2 separate regions of the Homo sapiens genome follow, and region 2 is linked to region 1. A link is an interaction called in ENCODE POLR2A ChIA-PET data of the cell type or tissue named here. Cell type or tissue: PC-9. All regions are shown on one strand.

Evidence for each region. Peaks named below come from ENCODE experiments on the same cell type or tissue, not always from the same donor. Only the 100,000 strongest peaks of a DNase experiment are listed, where the experiment ranks them.
Region 2: POLR2A ChIA-PET joins it to region 1 with 8 read pairs; 4 of 35 experiments call an interaction of 5 or more read pairs at or near these places.

Annotation. Positions count from the first base shown.
Region 1 is chr3:9,969,346-9,971,845 of GRCh38, forward strand. EMC3 (ER membrane protein complex subunit 3) reads right to left here. Exons shown (of 8, transcript NM_001394674.1): 6 at 1,237-1,316; 7 at 374-456. Among named protein-coding and RNA genes, the nearest start is that of EMC3, 16 kb to the right of the region's middle. In PC-9, no CTCF peak of the experiment used is centred here; DNase peaks (open chromatin) are centred at 826 and 1,196; H3K4me3 peaks cover 799 bases; H3K27ac peaks cover 2,500 bases.
Region 2 is chr3:10,095,485-10,097,984 of GRCh38, forward strand. It overlaps FANCD2 (FA complementation group D2), which reads left to right. Exons shown (of 44, transcript NM_001018115.3): 42 at 842-988. It also overlaps a transcript of FANCD2OS not described here. Among named protein-coding and RNA genes, the nearest start is that of FANCD2OS, 12 kb to the right of the region's middle. RefSeq lists an enhancer at 1,387-1,934. In PC-9, no CTCF peak of the experiment used is centred here; no DNase peak of the experiment used is centred here.

The DNA of each region.
Region 1 (2,500 bases):
AACCTTTTTGTGAAAAGGCTCTTAGTATTGTTTTTTTAATGCAATTTATATCTGATGTCTATGGGGTTCAAAAAGGTTCAAATTATTCTAAATGTTTACCTGGCACCTCCGATTGGATTATTTTACAGCATCATTGATAGTGTGGATTAAATTCCAGTGAGCATTTAAAAACCAGTAAAAGCACCAAGAATTTCCATTTACTTAATAGATGATTCTGTCTCAGGAAAGAGAGACGTGTAAACTATGTTTTTACTAAGTTTAAATTAAAACGATGGAACCACACAACACTCCCTTCAAGGAAGCTATTTTTAAAATAGCTCTTGGTAACACCTTTCAGAGCATTGCTGCAGCTTTGAAAGGTGAAGGAGTATACCTTGAAAGCTTTGTTTGTGTCTGCGGGCATGGCCATGGCTGCTCCCGTCATCTGCTCCTGCATCATTCGTGATTGGTCAGCGGCTGTAGCATAAGACACACTTACATGAGTGCCAGGACTCAGCAAGCACCCCAGCACCCAAGGGGAAGAATGGGCTTCACACAGATTAGAGAACTGGACTACAGCCTCACTGGCTGGCCCTGTCACCCACTGGCTATGTGACTCTAGGAAAGTCACTTTGTGTCTCCTGAAAAATGGGGACAGTAACAGCAAAAGAGAGATCACTAAAGGAAGCTCTAAACTTTATTTCAAATTTCAACAATAACAGCCACCAGTTATTGAGCAACTACTGCATGCCAAGTACTTCACTAAGTGCTTTGCATATTTTTCCTCATCTGTTCCTAACAACCCCACAGGTTAACTAATAAAGTCCTTATTTACAGATAAGTAAATAGAGAATTCGAAGTTAAGTAACTTGTTAAGTAACTTTTCTGAGGTCCCAGCCAGTAAACAAGAGAGCAAGGATTAGTACTGGCAAGGGCTCTAGTCAATGAACTGACAAACCAAGCCTTCTTTAAGCTTTAGGTTCACAGGCTTACACTGCTGGTGCTGGATCCCTCACATGATGGTATCAGACTCTGGGGAATCAAAATACTGTCCCAGTCATTGCCAGAGAGAATTGAGATCTTCAGTTTGACCCCCGGAATTTTTAAGACTCTTTCAGAATACCTCAGAAACTTAAGGAAGGAAACATTTTATTTGACTATGGTAACAAACAGCACAACCTACAAGACTTTTCTGGCTCTAATATGGATGATTCATCTATGGAAGTATTTGCTTAGTAAACCTGACATGCTTCTTACCATTATCTTGGCCCAGAATCAGAGAGTAAATGCTCCGAAGCCCAAATACATTGAGGAAGTACCAGGATGCAGAACTCACCCTGGCAAAGCAAAATGAAAATGGTGTGGTTAGTTATTATATCAGAGAGTAATGCAGTTCCCACTTCCCTACCACCCAAAGTTGTTCAGTGTTTGTAAAGAAGTCACCTTGGATGGGCTATATTCATCCAAAGCACAACCACAGAAGAAATACAAGTTGTTAAAGCAGTCTCACCAATACAGAACTATATTTCAAAAAATCCAAAGGTGACTCCCATTCTGAATTCCATTCCCTAGAGGAAATCACAAGTGTTGGTGTGTTCCATACTTTTTTTTTTTTTGAGACGGAGTCTCACCCTGTTACCCAGGCTGGAGTGCAGTGGCGCAATCTTGGCTCACTGCAACCTCTGCCACCTGGGTTCAAGAGATTCTCCTGCCTCAACCTCCTGAGTAGCTGGGACTACAGGCACACACCACCATGCCTGGCTAATTTTTATATTTTTATTAGAGATGGGGTCTCACCATGTTGGCCAAGCTGGTCTCGAACTCCTGACCTCAAGTGATCCGCCCACCTCAGCCTCCCAAAGTGCTGGGATTACAGGCGTGAGCCACTGGGTGTGTTCCATACTTACAAGAAGGGATGAGACATGGATTTCAGGAAATACAGTACCGAGGACTATAGCTACTGGGAGAGCCATTCCAAGTTTTGAACTATATCACTGAGGCTTCCTTTAGCTTAGGTTTCCTACTCAACCTCCATAAAATAAATATGCTTGCATATAATAAAAACTAAAAACAAAAATGCATATGGGAAGTGATAGATAAATGGAAAGATCCACACTCATTCCAACAAGTGGGTCACATAAGGGCAAGAGTCTATTCTGGTTACTCCATAGGCTGCAGGTAAGTAAATGGCCTGTCTGAATACAATGTTGCTGATCTCACCACAGTGGTAATTGTACACTCAGGTTCCAGTCTCGCGTCTGTCCATGACTGCATTTCAGTCACATGCCTCTCTGGATGCTGAGAAAAGATAAATAAGCTTTTCTCCAACCCATGAAGTTTTTGTTTAGCCCAATGAGACTGAAGGTAAAAGTAGAATAGACTCATGCTACTCATATAATGTACAGCTTTTCTTCTCTAGCAGAACTGTGCATGGCCCAGCCTTCCCAGCCTCTGGCCTTTCCTGCTCCTCCCACACATCCTAGAGGGCTCTGCTCAAACCAAGTAGTCAAGATTACCACTA
Region 2 (2,500 bases), 130 kb after region 1:
CCAAAGCTCTTTTTCCTCTAGAAACTTCTTGGGTGACAGAAATAGAATGCTGGTATATGTTTACTTCTGCAAAGTCCTCTAGGTAACAGGACTGTGATGTAAGTGATGATCCTGCAGGAGACAGGAGGTGGCTCTAAAGCAGCCATCTGTAGAGGCTTTCATCTGTGCCACTTACTTTCAAGGAACTCATCTATGTCTTATGAGAACATCTTAGCATTAAAGGATTTTTCCACTTGAAGCCTTCTTATAGTTAATGAGGTATTGTCACGTTTTGTCTGAATGAACACAGAACCCTAGAGTTCTGCAGTCACTGGCAAACCAAATGATTCTTGAGTCCAGTTTCTGTTACTTACTTCCTCCTCTGGTTCTAAATTTATAAGGTCCTGAACAGTGATTTTTTTTTTTTTTTTTTTTTGAGACGGAGTCTCGCTTTGTAGCCCAGGCCGGAGTGCAGTGGCACAATCTCTGCTCACTGCAAGTTCCGCCTCCCGGCTGGACAGTGAATGTTTAAGGAATTCTCTTAGCTAAACAGGGCTACTCTATTGTTTAATATCAGTAAAATATATATTCAAGAATATTTTAGGTAAATTCATTGAAGATCGGCCAGTAAGAGGTTATGAAGAGGAACTAGAGGTGTTGGTGGTATGTCTTCTAGGCTTTGAATTCTTTAGCTGCCATTCTCTTTGGATTACTCTGCCAAACTATTCCTGTTTGATGGAACATACCGTTGGCCCATACTGGCAGGGCTTGTGTTCTTATTCAACATTCAAAGGTTTCTATAAGAAATGTGAAGGCATGATGATAAACTCACAAAAGATGGATGTTATTTATTTCCATTCAGATTCACCAGGACACGAGACTCACCCAACATGTGCCTCTGCTCAAAAAGACCCTGGAACTTTTAGTTTGCAGAGTCAAAGCTATGCTCACTCTCAACAATTGTAGAGAGGCTTTCTGGCTGGGCAATCTAAAAAACCGGGACTTGCAGGTAAGCCTTGGATCCTGCTAGTGATAATCCCCTACTCTTATTCTTTGTGACAGCATCAGATGGCATGTAAGGAAGGTCACCTAAGCCCTCGTCTCTCAGTAAGGCTACTTTTCTCTTAAGTCTGTGACTGTTTAACTCTTAAAGTTATGGTACATTACTCATGGGCCCTGGTCACAGGCTGCACCCCTCATCTTAGGCAGCAAGGCACCAAAACATGCCATTGATATAAACAATGCCTCAGACATAAAGGAGTCAGACCAGTACAAACCTCTCTCCACAGCTAGAGGAGCTCCTTTAAGCCCCACTGAGGGTAGATTCATAATAACATTTTTGTATAGGGACAAACATTTCTTTTGTTATTTTTTTTCCCCTAAGCCAATCTGTCTTATTCCAGAAATTACAAATTAATCTCTTATTGGGGGACCTGCCCCGATAATCACGTAGGTTCTTTTCTATTTTCCTAAGTGTCAGCTGGCTTGAGAAATAAAGGGACAGAGTACAAAAGAGAGAAATTTTAAAGCTGGGCGTCCGGGGGAGACATCACACGTTGATAGGATCCGTGATGCCCCACAAGCCACAAAAAACAGCAAGTTTTTATTAGGGATTTTCAAAAGGGGAGGGAGTGTGCGAATAGGTGTGGGTGACAGACATCAAGTACTTAACAGGGTAATAGAATATCACAAGGCAAGTGGAGGCAGGGTGAGATCACATGACCGCAGGACCGAGGCGAAATTGAAATTGCTAATGAAGTTTTGGGCACCACTGTCATTGATAACATCTTATCAGGAGACAGGGTTTTGAGATCAACAGGTCTGACCAAAATTTATTAGGCGGGAATTTCCTCTTCCTAATAAGCCTGGGAGCGCTATAGGAGACTGGAGTTTATTTCACCTCTGCAGTCTCGACCATAAGAGACAGGTACACCCGGGGGGGCCCAGTTCAGAGACCTACCCCTAGGTGTGCATTCTCTTTCTCAGGGACGTTCCATGCTGAGAAAAAGAATTCAGTGATATTTCTCCCATTTGCTTTTGAAGGAAGAGAAACATGGTTCTGTTCCGCCCGGCTCACCGGCGGTCAGAGTTTAAGGTTATCTCTCCTATACCCTGAACAATTGCTGTTACCCTGTTGTTTTTTCAGGGTGCCCACATTTCATATTGCTCAAACACACATGCTGTACAATTTGTGTAGTTAACGCAATTATTACAGGGTCCTGAGACTATATACCTCCTTCTCGGCTGACAGGATTAAGACATTAAAGTAAAGACAGGCATAGGAAATCACAAGGGTATTGACTGGGGAAGTGGTAAGTGTCCATGAAATCTTTACAATTTATGTTTAGAGATTACAGTAAAGACAGGCATAAGAAATTACAAAAGTATTAATTTGGGGAACTAATAAATGTCCATAAAATCTTCACAATCCACGTTCTTCTGTCAAGGCTTCAGCCGGTCCCTCCGTTTGGGGTCCCTGACTTCCCGCAACAATCTCTAATTTTAACTAATGAGCATTTAT